Linked DNA regions of Homo sapiens: region 2 is linked to region 1. Evidence: read pairs that join two places in POLR2A ChIA-PET (ENCODE). Cell type or tissue: OCI-LY7. All regions are shown on one strand. Links, peaks and the distances in the headings refer to the core of each region. The heading gives the core; the rest is flanking DNA.

Region 1 (11,181 bases), core at 4,249-8,248:
TACATGTTTTGCTGTTTGCAACCAGAAACCCTGCCTGGTAGAGCTTTCAATAAATATTTATTGAATAATGAAAGGGTGGGAGCCCCTTCTTCTCAGTTGATAAGATCAGACGTGAGTCAGGATGCCTAGCCCTGCCTTCATGTTAAATATTACACATACTTTGACATTTTTCCAAGGGAGGATCCATCCATACAGGTCTGCCTCCCTCCCACAACGGGACAAATGCCACCTTTCAGCATACTCCTCTGTTCTTCAAGTCCCAGGTCTAATCCTCTTCAGCTAGAATGAAACTGAGCAAAGGCCCCAGGTGTAAGGCTGAAGATCAAGCTTCCCTTGATCTTGAAGTGTCTGAAAATCAATACATTTCAGACATTCTCCAGAACGAGACGGCAGAGCTGCCAGCCCCTGGGGTAGCAGCCACTCTGGAGGAATTCAGAGGACACCCAACAGTGAAGAGGGACAGAAGGACAATCTGTTGCCACCATAAGCAATGGGTTTTATACTCTGCAGAGTCTAGCAGGAAACATCAGGGCCGGGTGCTCTGTACTGAGAACAGCCCAAAGCAGCAGCTTTTCCGGTAGGGACAGCTGGGTGAGGAGGGCGGAAGCCTCGGGGAAGAACAGGCTGGAGCACCTGCAGCTACCCAGCACACACATGCATCTAGCCCCGAGGCAGACAAGGCACCAGGGCAGAGCCCAGCCTCCCCCTATTTAGCAGCAGACTCTGCAGCCTGGTAGGCCAGGACTCAAGACCTACAAAGCACCTGGAAGAGACAGCCAGACCTCCTCTTAGGCCAAATGAGCCCTGCCATGGCCTTGGACCAGCTGTGGGCCAGTCGGACATTCTGCCAGCAGAGTAAGGGACAGGTAAAACTATATGCTAGGCAGGAAAAGCCAACATTTAATATGCTCCAGATGAAACTTCAGAAGAACTTTTTGCTTTGGCCTAAAAAACCTGGTCGAGTTACAGCCTACCAGACATGTGCCTTAGGAGAGGTGACAAGGCACTTGCCCTCTTTGAGCTATACATACTTTTTATAATAAGCGGAAATAAAAATAACTATTTCTCACCACTAAGTTGTCGTTGAGGATTACGAGATAAATGATATCAAGGGCTCAATGCATGTGGTTGTAAGCTCTACTCTCTCCTCCCTCCTGCAAGGTGGGACCTAATCACTGCTGTCATGATAACTGATCTGGCTTGTTTATACAAAGACTTAGGTTACATCCACCCCTAAATCCACTTTTCCCAAATAAGGTGGGTGTCCCCGCAATTAAATAGCAAAGAAAACATTCAAAAGTCAGATATTGAAGGCTTAATTTGCTCTTTTGTTCAACAACATTTGAGTGCTTATTCTCAGCAAGGCACTGTACTAGCTGCTTTAGGAGAGGACACAGCTAGATCAGACCTTGAGCTCATCCTCATGGGGTCTAGGGTTTGACTGAGAAGATGAGATGTGAGCAGGGTAACTGTGACAAGACAGAGACAGGGGTGCTCCATGAGGAAAGGAATCAAGAGGGTTTCAGGAGGAAGTGATGCTAGATTGGGAACTTGAAGGCTGAATAGCATGGAGATATGAGCAGGTGAGAGAGAAGGCCTTCTGGGCACAGAGAAAGCTGGGGAGAAGGCCCAGGTGTGGGTAGCATGGGGTGCATGTGCCACTGCCCTTTGTATCCTATGTTCAGTTCTGCTAAAGCAAAGGGGGCAAGAGGGAAACCAGAGGGACGCAGGCTGTGCGGCTGGAATGCAGCCAGACTGCACAGCCACAACAGCTCAAGGCTTCCTGCTATTTGATAATGGGAACCCACCCAGAACTTGTAAGGGGCGTCCCACTTTCAAGTCACGCTTCAGGAAGATCAATCCAAAGCGTGTGAGGGTGGGCGGGCTGGGGGAAGGCAGATAAATTGGGAAGTGGTGACCATAGCCAGGGTGTGAAAGGATGCAGGTCTTGAAATAGGGCAGGAGCTAGGAGGACGGAGGATGGAGGAGATGGCCATGCTGAGATTTCAGAGGAGAGGCACCCAGATTTGGCGAGTGAAGCCCACAGGCTCCCAGCACTCTCTGCATGTTCATGCCCCTTCTGGAGTAACAAGTGTGCACTCGAGTCAAGCATGAAGGATCCAAACAACAGAAATGGGATGCTTCTAACTGAGCCTCCTGCCACCTGGGTGACAGGCCTGAGAACTGGCTGAGGGCCTCACCGATAACGTGTTCATATTCTACAGACTAATCGCAGAAGACCCCCCTGCATCCTAGCAGCTGCTCCACACACACCAGAGGTGAGGGGTGGGCCACTTGGGGAACAGAGGAGGAGGCAGTTCCTTGCCACTGATGGGAGTGGGGTAGGAGGGGGCACACCACCACAGGAAGGACTTTGTTCCTTAAGCACAATAACAGGTGCCAGCAAGTCTTCGGGTCTGGGTATGGATTTTGCTTCTAAAAAATAATTACCGGTCAAATTAAACCTACGCTTTCCTTTATTTTAAAGTTTGGATAGGCTTCCAGCCCCCACACCTTTGACCTCTGGCCTAGTTTTCAAGAGAGAAAAGAACACTCTCAGGTGACAGGCTCAGAGGCTGGGTCAGCCATCAGATGAGGTTTGAGCCCAGTCCAGGAGCTGTGTGCTAGAACCTCAGTCCCACCTAACCATGTCTGGGCCTTGCCCCCAAAAGGGCTCAGAGATGGCTCTGACTGTCCTCTTGGCACTGTGGGGTCCTAGAGAGCAGGGGCCCTGCACATCCATCTGGTGCCTCTCAGGGCCTAGTGCAGCACCAGGCACGCAGTGGGTGTCAGTGGATGTTGAACCAACCTTGCATGCAGAACGCCATGCCTGCTGTGATGGCTGCAATTTCTGCAGTCATTCTGGGACTCAATCTGCACCCTACCCCTGCCTTGGGAGGCCAGTGTTACTCCCCATGAGGTGGCTTTGCTACGTGCGGTGTGGCTGAGAGGTTTTCTGCTTTGACTGAGCATCTGGGAAGAGATGGCCTACAGAAGTCCAATTCTATACCCCGCGTGGGACATGAGTACAACCTTCCACTTGGTGAACCATTTGAAAGAGAATCCACAGCAACTGGCCTAAACCATTATCAGCTGAACTTCTAAGAAAAATTTCGAGGTGGAAATGGGTTCCTAAATATTCTACAGTAGAATCTTGGCAACCTACAATTTGCTTATGTTTCTGAATAAAACAATGCCCCCCGCATCCACTGTGGAGTTCTAGTTTTATAATTCTGAGAAACAAAACAACAAAACCAGTTAATATTAAAGAACTCATGAACAGAAGCACCCTATGGAAATTTAAATAGGCTTTAAAATAAGCAAAACTTTTATTAATCCAAAGACCTTACAGATTCAACTTTCTCCTGCATTTTATTTTTCCAGTTTAGAAGATCTGTCTCTGAGTCTGAATCACTCTCTGGCCAAATTACCCGCTGAAGAACTTAGGTTTCAGGCGGGTGAATGTCTGTGGCTGCCTAACCCAAGTCTCTAGCGTTCGGCTGTGAGCAAGCTACAACTTTTTGAGACAGAGTCTCACTCTGTCATCCAGGCTCAAGTGTAGTGGCACGATCTCAACTCATTGCAACCTCCGCCTCTTGGTTTCAAGCAATTCTCCTGCCTCAGCCTCCCAAGTAGCTGGGATTATAGGCATGTGCCATCACACTGGGCTAATTTTTCTATTTTTAGTAGAGATGGGGTTTCGCCATGTTGGCCAGGCTGGTCTCGAACTGCCGATCTCAAGTGATCCACCTGCCTTGGCCTCCCAAAGGGCTGGGATTACAGGCGTGAGCCACCGTGCCTGGCCAAGCCACAGATTGAAATGGCATCTTTGTGTCCTTGTTATCTGGTCACTCACAGAAAGAAGAGGACAGTAGATGGCTGGAGGTGGGTCTCCCGATATTTTCCAAGAAAATATCAGGAAGACTAACGGGATGACTCCCAGAAAAGGGGAGTTTCTTTCTATAAAGATATTTCAAATGTAGGAAATACTGACTGGGGCCACATGTGGTGGGTCACACCTGTAATCCCAGCACTTTGAGAGTCTGAGGTGAGTGGTTCTCTTGAGCCCAGGAGTTTGAGACCAGCCTAGGCAACATGGCGAACCCTCATCTCTACAAAAAATTAGTTGGGCATGGTGGCGTACGCCTGTAGTCCCAGCTACTTTGGCAGCTGAGGTGGAAGGATTGCTTGAGCCTAGAAGTCAAGGCTGCAATGAGCTGTGACTGCGCCACTATACTCCAGCCTGGGCAAGAGTGAAACCCTGTCTCAAAAAGAAATAAAAAAAAAAAAAAAAGAGGAAATACTGACTGAAGTGAAAGGCAGGCTTAAATTCCATCTCAAAGAAACCTCATGCAGCAGCAAGGCGTGAACAGCTTTGAGCCAGGAAAGGACAGGGGCAGGAGCAAGGTTTAGATGCTGCTTGCTTGGTGCTACCCCAGCCCCTACTCCCAAGCAGCACAGAACCTCTACACATGACCACAGTCAACAGGAAGAGCCTTTATCTATCTCCTAGGATAGGTTTTAGAAGCTCCTTTTTGGGTGGGGCTGCCTATAAGTCCTTTAAAGTTTCTCAGATGAGAATATAAATGTCTTCCTTCAGCGTTCTCTAGAGAGATGAAATCGTGATCAAATGAGAAAGGAACAGCAAGGGTAGCAGTAAGTTCTTCTAAAGCAGAAGAACAGGCTGAGAGAAGTGATGGCACTTACAAAAGGGAACTGTGCTGTAAAGATCAATTGTTCCTTGGTTTGCAAACTTCCCTGCCCAGCAACTGCTGGAAAAGCACCCATAAGTAGCCCGAGGGCTGTCAGCATCTACCAGTCAGATTAACTTTGGCTCTGTATAAGGCAGAGTGTCACTGGAGGAAATGGAGGACCAGCCATTCTCATCCCTGCCAATTTTACTTTGGGCTAAAGGACTGGGTTCTTCTCTTGAAGACATTCAGTTTACCTCAACTTCAGGTCACCATTCCTTGATGATCTGATGAAGGAGAGCCACTTCTCACACAGAAATGGGAGAGAGAAACTCAAAAGGGTCCCAAGAGAGCCAGGGGCAGGTGCACATGCCCTGCACTGAACTGAAGGTTGGGGTGCTCACCTGACTGTGGAGTCGCTGCAGCTCTTCTAGGCTTTGCCTCAGTTTACCCCTCTCTCCCTCCATGAGCTCCCTTAGGGCTCTCGAGTCCTCACTGGTCTGCCTTATCTGTTCTTCTAAGGAGTCATCATCAAGTCTCCGGGAGCCCTGACAGTAAAAGAAAGACAGCCAGACAGATATGGTAAGGGTACAGGAGAGATAGGGAAGGGGGAGAGAGATGGTTAGTCGGGGAGAGAAGGAGAGGAGAAATGGGGGAGAGTGGAGGAATGATGTGGGGAAAGATAGTGGGGAAAGATAGTAGGGAAGATGAAGGGAAGGAGAAAAGGAGGAGGGAAGAGACAAAAGGTGGAAGGAAGAAGGGGTCAAGAAGAGAGATTGTGGCCGGGCGCAGTGGCTCACGCTGTAATCCCAGCACTTTGGGAGGCCGAGGCAGCAGATCACGAGGTCAGGAGATCGAGACCATCCTGGCTAACACGGTGAAACCCTGTCTCTACTAAAAATACAAAAAATTAGCCGGGTGTGGTGGTGGGCACCTGTAGTCCCAGCTACTTGGGAGGCAGGAGAATGGCGTGAACCCGGGAGGCAGAGGTTGCAGTGAGCCAAGATGGCGCCACAGCACTCCAGCCTGGGCAACAGAGCGAGACTCCGTCTCAAAAAAACAAAAAACAAACAAAAAAAAGAGATTGCTCAATTTCAACCTGCAAACAGATGTTCACTTTTGTTTCAGGCTTGGGGGAAAGGAAGCCGTGTGGTGGGAATAGCACACCATCACATTCTGACAGCTCTCTTCTCCCACAATGACCTGGCCTCATAGTATAATACCTCCCACAGATCAATACGGCATGGTCAGACAGAACAGCTACCCTTCATATTACTTTACCCAATACAGGCAGAAAGACACAAGTTTTCTGTAGGAGGATGAAACGTGAGGAGAAATAATAGCCAAAAAGCTGGGAGCGTGAGTGGAGGGTAAGTCGGGGAGAAATGTGTCATGAAGCTGGAAGAAATGCCAGACTGCCCAGGATGCCCACGGGAACAGTCCTCTCCTCCACAGGTGGCCACATCTAGGATTCTAAAAGGCCCTTAGAGCTGATCTTCCCAACTTCCTGTGCTCACTTACATTCTTTTGGCGGAAGCTTCAGATCTTTTACTTTTGCCAATTCACAGCTAACCCTACCACTAGGACCAAAGGGCTATAGAATAGCAACTTACAGTTTTTACTTGGATACAAACTTCTATATGCAAAGTTTCCAAGGAAAGCCCTTAAACTGGAAGCTGCCATTGTCTGTACATCACTACCTGGAGAAAAAGGCTCTATGTGTACCTGGTGTGTGCAGGAAGCTGCCTTTGGAGCCCTGACACTTGGCCCCTCTGCCTCATCACAGCAGTAGTTGGTGTTCTCAAATAAGGGCTCACGGCCTGGCGTGGTGGCTCACGCCTGCAATCCCAGCACTTTAGGAGGCTGAGATGGGTGTATCACTTGAGGTCAAGAGTTAAAACTAGCCTGGCCAACATGGTAAAACCCTGTGTCTACTAAAAATGCAAAAACTAGCTGGGTGTGGTTGGTGGTGCACGCCTGTAATCCCAGCTACTCAGGGAGCTGAGGCACGAGAATCACTTGAACCTGAGAGGCAGAGGTTGCAGTGAGCCGAGATTGTGCCACCTCACTCCAGCCGGGGTAACAGAGCGAGACTCTGTCTCAAAAACAAAATCCAAAACAACCAATAAGGGCTCAGAAGAATTCTTGCAGATATTTTATAGGGTTCCAGTTCCATGGCTGACCTCACCCTATGCACTGGGTTCTAACCTCCCACCAGCCAGCTCCTGTGGGGTAAGGACCATCTCAGACTGGCCTCTTACCGTGGGCTCCATGCCATCCACAATGCTCTGTATCAGTCTCTTGAGCTCATTGAGGGCAGTGCGCAAGCTGCCGGCTGGCACATCCTTGGCGGACGAGGTTTCTGAAGACTCGTCCATGGAGGAGTCCGTGGAGACGGCTGAGTCAGCACTGTCATTGCCTCGAAGGTGTGAGCACAGATAGCGAACCTGGCAGTAGGCTTCCCAGAGCTGCAGTCTCAGCTGTTCCACAGAGAATTACTATTCATTTCAGACTCTAGAGAAGACTGCTACCTGGCCATCTTTTTCTAGCTCTGAACCCAAAATACTGATACCCAAGACACCAGTTCTAGAAGAAAGGGTTTTTTGTTCTGTGTTTTTTTTTTAACTCATTTGTCCCAAGAAATAATACTTATTCTGAACCAAGTACATTTATACAGATTCCAAATTCTTATTCTCCCTGTTCTCTAGCTTCTTCCATTCACAATATAAAGCACTTCTTTATATAATCAGTTATTTTGGTGGGAGTCAGAAAACAATCAGGGGAATGAATGGTTCTGTATTATGAAAAGTGTGAAAAGAAACCAGTTAGATGGAGAAGATGGATCATGACTGCTCTGGAACTCTGTCAGTATAACAGGTATGGAGCTGATGGCACAAGCATTTCCTAAGAGGAACTGGGGTGACAATGAGTGGGAATTGGCTGTGCCTATGATACTCTGTCCTCTAGCAATTCTGCTCAATGCCTTAATGGATAAAGTGGGTGGAAAATGGAGGGCCAGGGACATGCTCCATCAGGGCCTGCTTCATGACACTCTAGCCAGCAGGCCAAGGGGCTGACACAGGCACAGGGGCACAGCCTTGCCAGGATGGCAGCTGAGCACTAGGGAGGAGGATGAGACCTAAGCAACCCCAGGTAGCCTCGCCTGTGGGGTGACAGGCAGGTCAGCACCTGCTCTCGCTCCTGCTCCAGCTCCTCAGCCTCCATGCTCTGCTCGATCTCTGACAGGAGGGATGTGCTGGTGGCGGCAGAGCTCTGCAGACTCCTCTCCTCAGTGAGTTCTTCCACCTTCACCTGCAGCTGTCGGCAGGAGAGACGCACCTCCTGAAGCTCCAGCTGGCTTTGGTGCAGCTTTCAAAGAAAGAGCAAATGGTTGAGGTTTACCAAACACAAAAACCAAGACAAACTGACCCTCAACCTGATCATGCTTCTGGATCCAACCACCAATTTATAGAAAAATAAATAGGAGAGAAGAACATGTTAAACTACATCAGGAGATGCACTCAGCAAAATCCAGATCTAGAAAATTCTGACTGGGCGCGGTGGCTCACCCCTGTAATCCCAGCACTTTGGGAGGCCGAGGCGGGCAGATCACCTAAGGTCAGGAGTATGAGACCAGCCTGGCCAACATGATGAAACCCTGCCTCTACTAAAAATACAAAAATTAGCTGGGCGTGGTGGCGGGTACCTGAAATCCCAGCTACTTGGGGAATGAGGCAGGAGAATCGCTTGAACCCAGGAGGCGGACGTTGCAATGAGCTAAGATCACGCCATTGCACTCCAACCTGGGTGACAGTGCGAGACGCCACCTCAAAAAAGAAAAAAAGAAAAAAGAAAATTCTATAGGACAAACAACTCCATTTCCTTAACAAAAACATTGCAAGGGAAAAAACAGATAAAGGAGGAACACAGAAATAAAAAAAGACTTGAGTTATACCAACCAGGCCGGGCGTGGTGGCTCACGCCTGTAACACCAGCATTTTGGAAGGCCAAAGGGGGCAGATCATCTGAAATCAGGAGTTCGAGACCAGCCTGGCCAACATGGTGAAATCTGTCTCTACTAAAATACAAAAATTAGCTGGGCATGGTGGCAGGCGCCTGTAATCCCAGCTACTCGGGAGGCTGAGGCAGGAGAATCGCTTGAACCCAGGAGGCGGAGGTGACAGTGAGCCGAGATTGCGCCATTGCACTCCAGCCTGGGCGACAAGAATGAAACTCCGTCTCAAAAAAAAAAAAAAAGAGTTATACCAACCAATCGCACTATGTAGGCCCATTTTAATCTGTATCTTGATTCAAACAAAAATGTAAAAAAATTATGGACGTTTATAAGACAAGTGAAAATCTGAACACTCACTGGGCATTTTATGATATTAAGAAAATATGCTAATTTTTTTGGTATAATAGTACTGTAGTTACATTTTTTAAAGTTCTTATCTTTTAGAGTTAGTACTTTTTATTTACAGATGAACTTATTAAATTCTGAGATTTACTTCAAAATAACGTGAGAGAAAAGGAAATGGATGTTATGAAGATGGGGCAGCACTGGGCAGGGATTGGTGGTTTTCAGGGCTGGGCTTCATTACACTGTGCCACTGTGGAATGTTTGAAATCCTTTGCAATAAATAATCAAACACACACAGGCACACAAAGTGAGATACCATTAGAGTCTCACCCAAGATGGCTAATATAAATAATACAAATAATATCAAGTGTTGATGAAGATGTGGGGCAATGCTGGTGGGAGTAGAAAATGTACGAATACTTTGGAAAATAGGCAGTTTCTAATAAAGTTAAATAGAATCTATATTCTATGATCCAGCAATTCCACTTTTAGCTGTAGACCCAACAAAAATGAAATGTGTACAACAGACATACACAGGATGTTCAAATAACCACAAATGGGAAACAATCCAAATGCTAATAAGAATAAAATAAGTGAATTGCGGTATGTTCACATGTTAGAATACTATAGAGCAATGAAAGAATATACTGCTACTATATGCCACAACATGGTTAAATTTCACAGACACAATGTTGAACAAAAGCCAGACATAAAAAGTATACATGAGTCTATAAAACGTTCCCAAACTTCACTGAGGTAGAAAAACGTTGGAGTAGAGGTTTGCTTTTGAGGAAGCGGCAAGTATTCTTTTTAGGGTGCTGATCGTGGTCTGTATCTTGATCTCCATGGTGGTTACACAGGTATGTATTTGTAAAAATTAATTGGGCTGTCCCCTTAAGATTTGTATGCTTTACTATATATACATTTTCATGAAAAAAAAATTAAGGGGAAAAAGAGTAGCTTGGAAAGGAGCCGGAGGTGGAAACGGGAGTAGCATCTGGATAGCAATACCAAGAGTTTCTACCCCCACCCAACCATTAGAGGCAAGGCCCTAGGCTGGCCCCTCACTTCCACATCAGGTAGTTGAGTCACAGGTGAAAAGTGACTTTCCGAAAACCCTTGTGAAGCAGAACTGGACTCATGACTCCCAGTCCAGGGTTCTTTCCAGTTTCCACATACCTCATTTGTCCCAGAGAGATATTGACAGATGAGATAGTAACTTATTTTGAAGATCTTTGAGGGAGGAAGTCCCACAGCTTCAGTTCTAACTCTCACGGGCAGAAATGTCCACAGTTTTGCCATGTCTAACATCAGTCCTTCATCCTGCACGTTCACCTGTTTGTTCTCTCTCAGTCCTTTTCTGAAGACTTGAAAAGAGCTAATTACTTGGAGACATTCCTTTTCAATAGCTTTCCAAATTGCTCTATTCTGCAAGCCAAATATATATATTATATGCCCTTTAGACTTTTCCCAGCCTCTCTCTCTTGATTTTTAAATGATCTCAGAGATTTTCACATAAGCCTACATTTTTAGAGCTAGCACAGCCACAGAGATCAATGAGTCCAACTATGTCAGGATAAAACTGAAGCTTAGAAAAGGGGAATGACGCCAGTGGTAGAGAGGAGACAGCAGCGCAGGGGTCAGGAATTGTGGGCAGTGCTCTTTCCTTCTCTCTCCATGCTGCTACTTCACCCCCTCTACCCCACTGCATTCTCCATGGCCCCTTCTGTGTGCAGTTCACAATAGGGTACAACTCTCTGGGGAGGTTACTACTGCTGAATATAAGGGGATGACCCAACCACAGCTGCTAAATGCTATTTTTTTTGAGTCTCTGTCACCCAGGCTGGAGTGCAGTGGCACGATTGTGGCTCACTGCAACCTCTGCCCCCTGGGTTCAAGCAATTCTCCTGCCTCAGCCTCCCTAGTAGCTGGGACCACAGGCATGCGCCGCCATGTCCAGCTAAATTTTGTATTTTTAGTAGAGACGGGGTTTCACCATATTGGCCAGGCTGGTCTCGAACTCCTGACCTCAAGTTATCTGCCCATATCGGCTTCCCAAAGTGCTGGGATTACAGGCGTAAGCCACCACGCCCGGCCTAAATGCTATCTTCTTATCTGTGCACTCCATCA
Region 2 (11,181 bases), core at 4,692-8,691, 100 kb before region 1:
ACCATGCCCGACTAGTTTTGTATTTTTACTAGAGACGGGGTTTCTCTATGTTGGTCAGGCTGGTCTCGAACTCCTGACCTCAGGTGATCCGCCCGCCTCGGCCTCCCAAAGTGCTGGGATTACAGGCATGAGCCACTGCACCTGGTCGTGCCCAGCCTACTTTTAAAAAAATGTATTAAAAAATTTTTTTATACACACACCATGATTCTGCAGACTTCTTTTTTTTTTTTTTTTTTTTTGAGACAAAGATCTTGCTCTGTCACCCAGGCTGGAGCACAGTGGCATGATCTCAGCTCACTGCAGCCTTGACCTCCTGGGCTCAAGCGATCCTTCTGTCACAGCCTCCTGAGTAGCTGGGACTACAGGCATGCTGGTGTATGCCTGGCTGATTTTTGTATTTTTTTAGAGATGGGGTTTTCTTTTGTTGCCCGGGTTGGTCTCGAACTCCTGGGCTCAAGGGAACCACCTGCTGCGGTCTTCCAAAGTGCTGGGTTTATAGGTGTGAGTCACCACGCCCAGCCAGTAATCCTTTCTATACTATGCTATATATAGGGAGTCCTCTGTTGCTTACGGTTTTTTATTGTTACTAACAGTTCTGCAAAGAATAACCTTGTACATATGCCATTTTGTATACATGCAAATGGAATTTATCAGCATTGCTTTCCACAAGCATATCTGCTTGCTTGCTTTTTCTTTTTCTTTTTTTTTTTTTTGAGACGGAGTCTCGCTCTGTCGCCTAGGCTGGAGTGCAGTGAGGCGCAATCTCGGCTCAGTGCAAGCTCCGCCTCACGGGTTCACGCCATTCTCCTGCCTCAGCCTCCCGAGTAGCTGGGACTACAGGCGCCTGCCACCATGCCCAGCTAATTTTTTTTGTATTTTTAGTAGAGACAGGGTTTCACCGTGTTAGCCAGGATGGTCTCGATCTCCTGACCTCGTGATCCGCCCGCCTCAGCCTCCCAAAGTGCTGGGATTACAGGCGTGAGCCACCGCGCCCGGCCACAAGCATATCTGTTTTCTGAGGGTGGCAGTTCACACGACTCACTAGTGACCTTGGGCATTTATGGCACATAAAGTCTCTGAGATTTTTGTTTGTTTTTTTTTGAGACAGAGTCTTTCTCTGTCACCAGGCTGGAGTGCAGTGGCGCTATCTCGTCTCACTGCAAACTCCACCTCCTGGGTTCAAGCGATTTTCCTCCTGAGTAGCTGGGACTACAGGCGCCTGCCACCACACCCGGCTAATTTTTGTATTTTTAGTAGCGACAGGGTTTCACCATGTTGGCCAGGATGGTCTCGATCTCTTGACCTTGTGATCCGCCTGCCTCAGCCTCCCAAAGTGTTGGGATTACAGGCGTGAACCATTGCACCTGGCCTTTATTTTTTGAGATGGAGTTTCGCTCTCGTTGCCCAGGCTGGAGTACAAAGGCGTGATCTCGGCTCACCGCAACCTCTGCCTCCTGGGTTCAAGCGATTCTCCTGCGTTCAAGCAATTCTCCTGCCTCAGCCTCCCGAGTAGCTTGGTTACAGGCATGCGCCACCACACCCAGCTAATTTTGTATTTTTAGTAGAGATGAGGTTTCTCCATGTTGGTCAGACTGGTCTTGAACTCCCGACCTCAGGTGATCTGCCTGCCTCGGCCTCCCAAAGTGCTGGGATTACAGGTGTGAGCCACTAGGCCTGGCAGCCTCTGAGATTTTTTTAGTCAAGGACCTATTATGTATGTCAATCTGGGTTGGACGGTGTGAGCTCCATGCAGTTCGAATCCCCATATCAAGATGCACTTCTGTATTCACAGTGCTCAGCATAGAGCCTGCCATGCAGTGGTCAGTAAGTATTTGTGGAATTAATGAAGGACAGGTCAAGGCAGATAAGAAGTAAATGAAACAGGACCCTTAATTCTTTACCTGCATGGCACTTAAACCTCACTGAAATTGTATGTTCATTTGTGTATTTATTTGTTTAATATCTCTTTTTTCCTCTGAATTCTAAGGTACATGAAAGCAGGGACCGGCTGGGCGCAGTGGCTCACGCCTGTAATCCCAGCACTTTGGGAGGCCGAGGCGGGCGGATCATGAGGTCAGGAGATCGAGACCATCCTGGCTAACATGGTGAAACCCCGTCTCTACTAAAAATACAAAAAATTAGGTGGGCATGGTGGTGGACACCTGTAGTCCTAGCTACTCGGGAGGCTGAGGCAGGAGAATGGTGTGAACCCGTGAGGCGGAGCTTGCAGTGAGCTGAGATCGCACCACTGCACTCCAGCCTGGGCGACAGAGCGAGACTCTGTCTCAAAAAAAAAAAAAAAAAAAATTAGCTGGGCATGGTGGCACGCACCTGTAGTCCCAGCTACTTGGGAGGCTGAGGCGGGAGAATCACTTGAACCCGGGAGGTGGAGGTTGCAGTGAGCCGAGATTGTGCCACTGCACTCCAGCCTGGCGACAGAGCGAGACTCCGTCTTAAAAAAAAAAAGCAGGGACCATGTCTGTCTTCCTCCCCTTGTGCCTTCATTGTCTGATTCATAATAGGTGATCACCAAATATTTATTAAACGAACACTAGTGGGAACAGTGTCGTTAAAGGACAGAACTAAATGTGTGGGGTGGAGGGAAGAGGAGCTGGCTGGAGTTGAGTGGGAGAGGCTGAGTGGAGATGAAGCCAGGATTTGGAGGGTCTGATGGAGGTCTTTACAGGCTATGAGAGCCATGGGACCCTCAGTCTCATGTCCCACCTTGACCTGAGTCTTCCCTGGTCCTGGCAGGTGGAAGTGCAGTGCCTGCTCTTGCTGGAGGTGCTGGGTGGCTCCCACAAGCACGCCGTGGATGGTGCTGTGAAGAAACTCACGAAGCTGTGGAAAGAGGTGACAGGACTGCAGGGGCTGGTGGGCATTGCTTCTTCCATGCCACTCCCCCACTGCCATCTTAAACACCTGCCTGGCACTTTCCTCTTCAGAACCCCGGGCTGGTGGAACAGTACTTGTCAGCCATTCTCAGCCTAGAGCCCAACCAGAACTATGCTGGCATGCTGGGGCTGCTGGTGCAGTTCTGCACGAGTCACAAGGAGATGGACGTGGTCAGTCAGCACAAGGCAAGTGCCAAGGCAGAGTGACTGTGGGTTTGCTATGTTGGGGATGTTGGGAGCTCGCTGGAGGGAAGGAATGGGAACCTGCTTTGCCCTGGTGACCCTAGCTGTTGACCTTATCTGAAACTTGTTGGTTTTCTCATGTGAGACTCTGGCCTTTTGCCATGATACATGAACTTCTAGGAGCTGGAAAGTTTCCCTTCTGTTTCTGGCTTGGGTGATAGTTTGCTTGTTCATGCAGTCACTTATTCATCCCAATTTAGTGGCTGCCATGTTCTAGGCACTGTGCTCGGTGTTGGGGGTACACCAGCGAGTAAGGGAGCTATGACCCCTGCCCCCATGGAACTGAGTCTGAGAAACTGACATTAAACAGATAGTCTAGCTAATTATAACTAGTATGTGCTACAAAGGGAAAGTGTGAGAAGTCGTGAGACTCCACAACGGAAGGACCTGATTTAGGCTGTGGGTCAGAGAACACATCACTCTAAAGAAGGAACTTTGAGAGTGAAGAGGAATTAGCAAGGTCAAGAGGTGAGGCAGAGCATTTTGGGCAGAGGAAGCAGCCTGTGGGCAGGAACAGAGAGGAGGCGAGCGGGGTTGGAGTGGCAGGAATGGGTTAGAGTGAGACGCAGCCAGCTGAGTGGTGGGCAGGACCTTATAAGCCATACGAAGGACTTTGGACTTTATCCCGGGGGCCATGGAAAGCTGTGGAAGGGTTTTAAGTGGGGTTGCGTGATCAGTGGGACCTCTATGCTTAACACTGAAATTTGGGGCATTGATTTGTATTTTTTGGAGGCACTCTCACAAGAGGGACCCCTTAGGCCAGTGATGAGATACTTGAGAATGTCAGGATCTAACCAGAGCTTTGTGTTCTCTAGAGCGCCCTACTGGACTTTTACATGAAGAACATCCTGATGAGCAAAGTCAAGCCTCCGAAGTACCTGTTGGTGAGCGAGAGGTGGACGTTACTCACCTGGACAACTGATCCCATTTTCAATTCTGGGATGCTGAACTCTTTTTTGCTTCTTGGTCCGTTCCCATGAGGGCTAGGTGCCTTATTCCTTTTTCTTTGTAGGATAGCTGTGCCCCTCTGCTCCGATACCTGTCCCACTCAGAATTTAAGGATCTGATACTGCCCACCATACAGAAGTCCTTACTGAGGAGTCCAGAGAATGTTATTGAAAGTAGGTTGCTGTCAACCAGGATGGTGGGAGGGAGATGAGTTGCCTATATCTCTATTCTCGATATTTGGCAACAAGAAGTGTGTGTGGTAGGGGGGAGGGAAGGGGGATGTATTCATTGTTTACCTTGTTGGGACCTTGGGAGAGAGATTGGGGACCTTTTGCGATTATGTTGAAAGCCAGACGCATTGGCTCACACCTGTAATCCCAGCACTTTGGGAGGCGGCAGTGGGCAGATCACTTGAGCGCAGGAGCTCAACTCGGGAGGCTGATGTGGGAGGATAGCTTGAGCCCAGGAAGTGGAAGTTGCAGTGAGCCAAGATGGCGACACTGCACTCTATCCAGCCTGAGTGACAGAGTGAGACCCTATCTCAAAAAACAAGAGGCCAGGCGCGGTGGCTCATGCCTGTAATCCCGGCAGTTTGGGAGGCTGAGGCAGGTAGATCACCTGAGGTCAGGAGTTTGAAACCAGCCTGACCAACATGGTTAAACCCTGTCTCTAATAAAAATACGAAAAAAATTAGGCGTGGTGGCACATGCCTGTAGTCCTAGCTACTCAGGAGACTGAGGCAGGAAAATCACTTGAAACCGGGAGGTGGAGGTTGCAGTGAGGCAAGATCATGCCATTACACTCCAGCCTGGGCGACAGAGCCAGACTCTGTCCAAAAAAAAAGAAAGAGAAAAAGTCATGGGCTGTCTTGTCAGAAGAATGCACAAAAGTATATCCATTAATAATACTGCATATAATTTTAGGGGTTCAAGAACCCACTGGATCAGTTCATAGCTTTATGGAGGTGCTAGCCATTGTTCTGATTCCCAGAAAATATCAAGTGTTCACTTTCAGAGTTGAGTGGAAGAAAACAAAATATCCTCTTACCCCTCCACCTCCCCAAAAGAACTTTCTGGAGACGATTCAGGTTAAGAACCTCCTCTGTAGACATTCTGGACTTAGTATGGAGGTGGCACTTGAAATCATGGGATCTGAGGGTTGAGTCTCTGTCCCTGTGTATCTTAGTAAAATGTGTTGGTGGGATGTTGGAAAGGCAATTTTTGCTGATCGGGATGGGGAGGTATACAGCTTTTCAGCAGAGCTTTGGGACTACTCATGTAGCCTGTAGAGATGAAGGGCCAGACAGCAGGCCTAGTGGCATTTGCTGGGGAGTAGGGGAACAAAATTATCTGTTGAATTTATTGCTTAGACTGACATGGTCAGTGCTTTCTGTCCCCCTTAGCTATTTCTAGTCTGCTGGCATCAGTGACGCTTGACCTCAGCCAGTATGCCATGGACATCGTGAAAGGACTGGCTGGTGAGTATCCCAGCCCCTCTCCAGCCCATAAGTGTCACCTTGGGTTTGGTTGTACTTGTCCTAATTGTTGTAGCAGGGGTAGGGGACAGCTCAGGGTAGTAATAAGGCCCTAACCTAAACTACATTGGCATTGGCAGTTTCTTTCTTGAGATTATTTGAATGAGAGCAAACAGCTAATACTGAAGAGATGGGGGCATGGAAAAGACAAAGACGAAAGTCTGGATGCTCAGTTGTTGGCTGCTTCTGAGCAGTGGCTTTGTGTGTGCAGGTCACCTGAAATCCAACAGTCCCCGCCTGATGGATGAAGCTGTGCTGGCACTGCGGAACCTGGCACGCCAGTGCAGTGACTCTTCGGCCATGGAATCCCTGACCAAGCACCTATTTGCTATCCTCGGAGGTGAGCAAGCCTTCTTGGCCATGCGGGTGGTTGAGGCGTGGCCCCTGGTATTTCCCTCAACTGGGATCTGAAGGGGACTTGATGCTCCAAGTCTGCCTGTGGCAAGGCTGTGTGGCCAGGGGGACGTCACACTGGAATGTGAATGTGTGTGAATGAACAAAACCGTGCACGGGGTGGTGTGGATGGGGTGATCTCAGGTTTTTTGTTTTTAAGATACACATTTTTGTAGGCATAGCAGAAAAAACTAAAGGAAATACACCAGAAAAGAAATGTCTTTGAGTAGTGGAGACATGAGTGCCTTTTAAATGTTTTTCTTTATATTTTTTCTGTTTCTCAAGTTTTTTGTAGGAACATTCTTTTTTGAGTCAGAAAGCAAAAGGCTAGTAAAAGTTGCTTTAAACCCAGCTTCACAACACAAAGGCTACTTCTGGAATCAGAAACCGTATCGTGGCATCACACACGTGACTGCATTGTTCACTCTCTTGGGAAATGTGGCATATGTGAATGTGAATCTTTGCTGTCTCTCTTCTCAGGCTCGGAAGGAAAACTAACTGTTGTAGCCCAGAAGATGAGCGTCCTCTCAGGTATAGGATTTCTTTTTTTTTTTTTTTTTTTTTTTGAGAGAAAGTCTTGCTGTGTCATCTAGGATAGAGTGCAGTGGTGCCATCTCAGCTCACTGCAACCTCTGCCTCCCAGGTTCAAGCGATCCTCATGCCTCAGCCTCCTTAGTAGCTGGGATTACTGGTGCACACCACCACGCCTGCTAATTTTTTTGTATTTTTAGTAGAGATGGGGTTTCACCATATTGGCCAGGCTGGTCTTGAACTCCTGGCGTCAAGTGATCTGCCCGCCTCAGCCTCCCAAAGTGCTGGGATTACAGGCAGGTACAGGATTTCTCTGCCAGGAGTAGAGCTGTGATCTGGTAGTAGATAAGCTTTTTTTTTTTTTTTTTTTTTGAGATGGAGTCTCACTCTGTCGCCAGGCCGGAGCGCAGTGGCACAATCTTGGCTCACTGCAACCTCTGCCTCCCGGGTTCAAGCAATCCTCCTGCCTCAGCCTCTTGAGTAGCTGGGACTACAGGCACACACCACCACATCCAGCTAATTTTTTTGTATTTTTAGTAGAGACAGGGTTTCACCACGTTGGCCAGGATGGTCTCGATCTTGACCTCATGATGCACCTGCCTCAGCCTCCCAAAGTGCTGGGATTACAGGCGTGAGCCACTGCGCCTGGCCTAGTAGTAGATAAGCTTTAACATAATTCTTAGGTAAGGCGAAGCCTTCTTTGCATCTTGACTCCTGTGACGATCTTGGGTCCAGCCTGCCTCCCAGGACCCTGCTGCTTGCCTGCTTGACAAGAGGGACTTGTTCAGGTCTAGCAGGAGGCTTGGCTTCTATAGAAGGCAGGAGGTGTAGAGGGGGCATTGAAGGAAGATCAATAATGGCCAAAGGAGAGGTATGCCTGCTGGAGACACAGAAGAGGTCTGTGACCCAGAGTGCGGAGGTGGCAGCAGTGGGAAGACTTGCCTCTGTGGTTCTGTGCTGATAAGAGACTGAACAGGGAATCTGCCTTTTAGGGATTGGGAGCGTCAGTCATCACGTGGTGTCTGGACCTTCCAGTCAGGTCCTGAATGGGATCGTGGCTGAGCTGTTCATCCCGTTCCTTCAGCAGGAAGGTAATTCTGTGCAACATGGTGAGCATGCGTTCTGTACTCATCCTTGACCGTGGTTTTTCACAGTTGGAGCTTTCCTTCCATAAACCTCTCCTAAAGACACACCTCCCTCAGAGCAAGGCTCGTAGCTGTCTGAAATATCACTGCTTCCTCCCGCTTGTACTCTGGCTTGTTTTTTGCACTGCTTGCAATGATTTGACATGGTTATAAGACATTGGACTGACTGGACTTCTGCTTTTTGCCCTAGTTCATGAAGGGACCTTGGTACACGCTGTCTCAGTCCTGGCTCTCTGGTGTAACCGATTCACTATGGAAGTGCCCAAGAAGCTCACTGAATGGTTCAAAAAAGCTTTCAGCCTTAAAACCTCCACATCTGCGGTGAGGCATGCCTACCTGCAGTGCATGTTGGCCTCTTACCGGGGTAAGACAACTCCCAGGGCTAGTGTCCAGGTCTCCTTGCAGAGGTTACTGAGTCTTTAGGGTATTGTTAGTGTTCCCGCTTTCCCTGTTAGTTCAGCTTATTTTGCACTGTTTAATTCTTCCTGAAATAAATGAGAGCATTGGGCTTAGCCCAAAATCCGAATTCAGTCTTCACAACAAATTCTGGCTTCTCCCCCTTGTCAGACTTTCAAAGTACAAAGCTTTATTCAGAGAGGACCAGAACCAGAACTTGTCACTATAGTATCTGAAATCATGGAGAAATGACTCAGATAAGACTGGTTTAAGGGCTGGGTGCGGTGGCTCACACCTGTAATCCCAGCACTTTGGAAGGCCGAGGCGGGCAGATCACCTGAGGGCAGGAGTTCAAGACCAACATGGCGAAACCCTGTCTCTACTAAAAATACAAAAATTAGCTGGGCATGGTGGCGGGCACCTGTAATCTCAGCTACGTGGGAGGCTGAGGCAGGGAGAATTGAACCCGGTAGATGGAGGTTGCAGTGAGCCGAGATTGCGCCATTGTACTCCAGCCTGGGCAACAGAGCAAGACTCTGTCTTGGAAAAAAAAAAAAAAAAAAGACTGGTTTAAAAAATCCAACTTCGTGTAAACTTTACTCTGGACTTATTAAAAATGACCACCGCCCTTCCTTCAGTGTTGAGGAACCTACTGTCATTTGGGCAAGCAGAGCTGGGGGAAACTTTCAAATCTGTATAGGAGCTTGGTCTCCAAGCTATAAACCTCTATTACTGATTTCCATCTCAGAGATATGCTTGTATTTCTTTTTAAAAAGATTTAAACTTATGAACTGTATTTAAAGAAGCATCTAGGAGAGGCTGGGCACAGTGGCTCACGCCTACCAGCACTTTGGGAGGCCGAGGCGGTTGGATCACCTGAGGTCAGGAGTTCGTGACCAGCCTGGCCAACATGGTGTAACCTTGTCTCTACACAAATACAAAAATTAGCCAGGCATGATGACAGGTGCTTGTAATCCCAGCTACTCGGGAGGCTGAGGCAGGAGAATCGCTTGAGCCCAGGAGGCAGAGGTTGCAGTGAGCCGAGATCAAGCCATTGCACTCCTGCCTGGGTGACAGAGTGATACTCTGTCTCAAAAAAGAAAAAGAAACATCTAGGAGATTCCAGGGCCTCCTCTTGGGAGGGGACCCCCTTCTGTGTGAAATGTCTTGTCTGATGAACTTTGTACTCACATATTTCTTTTAATGATAAGGGAAGAAGAATCTGACCATAAGAGATTTTTGCACTGATTTGAAAGCAATATATCTTTTTCTGAAATATGTCTCCCAGCTCAGAATCATAGATCATCTTTGTGCAGTGGTTTGTGAGGTTTATTCAAACCACAGGTAGTGCTGATTGAAGTCATAGATTTTCCATGGGTAGAAATGTACGCTCAATACATTTTCAGCTGCCTTAGGGATATAGTGAACTCACATCCATGACTTAAAAACAGTCTATGAGGCAGGCGAGCTGGCTCACGCCTGTAATCCCAACACTTTGGGAGGCTGAGGTGGGAGGATTGCTTGAGCCCAGGAGTTTGAGACCAGCCTGGGCAACAAAGTGAGACCCCCATCTCTACAAAAAAATTAAAAAAATAGCTGGGCATGGTGGTACATGCCTGTGGTCCCAGCTACACAGGTGGCTGAGGCAGCGGGATTGCTTGAGCCCAGGAGTTCAAGATCAGGCAGGGAAACATAGCAAGACTCTGTCTCTACCAAAAATTATATAAAAAGTCTATGTACTATATATATCAGTTTGCATTATTGCTGCATTGAATGACCATCAGTTGTAGGTGGGACTTTGAATTGTAGATGGCAAAAACTTGGTTTTACCTAGTCTCTTCAGCTTGAGCTAGTTCTGCTCGTTGCATTTATTTTTAATTTATTTTTTAAAAAAGGAATGCAGAGTGCCAGAACTCAATGCTCATTGCTTTTAAAATAAACATAATATAAAATAAACCTTTTAAAAACAAAACGAAAATAAACCTCTGTAATAAAGATTTCTTGGATTCAAGTATAAAACATTATCTGGGAAACTGCTTTCATTGTGAAATGTTCTGATGTACCCATTTAGTAGCTATGGAAACATGGAACAACAAACCAAGGTGTTGGGGTAGGGGGGAAGAAAACATGTGCTTGAGCTATAGTTTTTTTTTTGAGATGGAGTTTCTCTCTGTCACCCAGGCTGTAGTGTAGTGGTGCGATCTCAGCTCACTGAAACCTCCGCCTCCTGGGTTTAAGCGATTCTCCAACCTCAGCCTCCTGAGTAGCTGGGATTACAGATGCCCACCACCATGCCTGGCTAATTTTTGTATTTTTTAATAGAGACAGGGTTTTGCCATGTTGGCCAGGCTGGTCTTGAACTCCTGACCTCGGGTGATCTGCTCGCCTCAGCCTCCCAGAGTGTTGGGATTATAGGCATGAGCCACCGTGCCCAGCCAAACTATAGTTTTAACTGGTTTCTCTTTTTTTTTTTTTTTTTGGAGATGGGGTCTCGTTCTGTCACCCAGGCTGGAGTGCAATGGCACAATCTCGGCTCACTGCAACCTCCGCCTCCTGGGTTCAAGCGATTCTCCTGCTGCAGCCTCCTGAGTAGCTGGGATTACAGGCGTGCACCACCCCACCCGGCTAAGACAGGGTTTCACCATATTGGTCAGGCTGGTCTGGAATTCCTGACCTCATGATCCCCCCCGCCTCAGCCTGCCAAAGTGCTGGGATTACAGGCATGAGCCACTGTGCTTGGCTTCCTTTTTTTTTTAAAAGAGTTTAGTTCAGAGGTCAGCAGATTTGGACCCAAATTTAGAATTTGGGTCCGAAGGTCATCTGTATGGGGGAAGAGTACCAGATGGGAATTGACAGGATTGAGGGTGGCTCTGACTTGCCTCAACTAGCCGTGTGACCTTGAGCAACACACCTAATGTCTCTGCTTATCCATCAATTGAATAACTGGACCACGCCCAGCTAATTTTGTATTTTTAATAGAGACGGGGTTTCTCCATGTTGGTCAGGCTGATCTCGAACTCCCAGCCTCAGGTGATCCACCCGCCTCGGCCTCCCAAAGTGCTGGGATTACAGACGTGAGCTACCGCACCTGGCCATA

What was found. Peaks named below come from ENCODE experiments on the same cell type or tissue, not always from the same donor. Only the 100,000 strongest peaks of a DNase experiment are listed, where the experiment ranks them.
Region 2: POLR2A ChIA-PET joins it to region 1 with 5 read pairs; 2 of 35 experiments call an interaction of 5 or more read pairs at or near these places.

What each region holds. Positions count from the first base shown.
Region 1 is chr12:120,068,501-120,079,681 of GRCh38, reverse strand. BICDL1 (BICD family like cargo adaptor 1) reads right to left here. Exons shown (of 10, transcript NM_001367886.1): 5 at 7,881-8,060; 6 at 6,953-7,171; 7 at 5,096-5,239. Among named protein-coding and RNA genes, the nearest start is that of RAB35, 43 kb to the left of the region's middle. In OCI-LY7, for the core only: no CTCF peak of the experiment used is centred there; no DNase peak of the experiment used is centred there.
Region 2 is chr12:120,170,524-120,181,704 of GRCh38, reverse strand. It overlaps GCN1 (GCN1 activator of EIF2AK4), which reads left to right. Exons shown (of 58, transcript NM_006836.2): 6 at 2,755-2,853; 7 at 2,946-3,080; 8 at 3,953-4,021; 9 at 4,150-4,258; 10 at 5,488-5,562; 11 at 5,831-5,959; 12 at 6,493-6,543; 13 at 7,536-7,634; 14 at 7,879-8,052. Among named protein-coding and RNA genes, the nearest start is that of GCN1, 19 kb to the left of the region's middle. In OCI-LY7, for the core only: no CTCF peak of the experiment used is centred there; a DNase peak (open chromatin) is centred at 6,434; H3K27ac peaks cover 1,320 bases.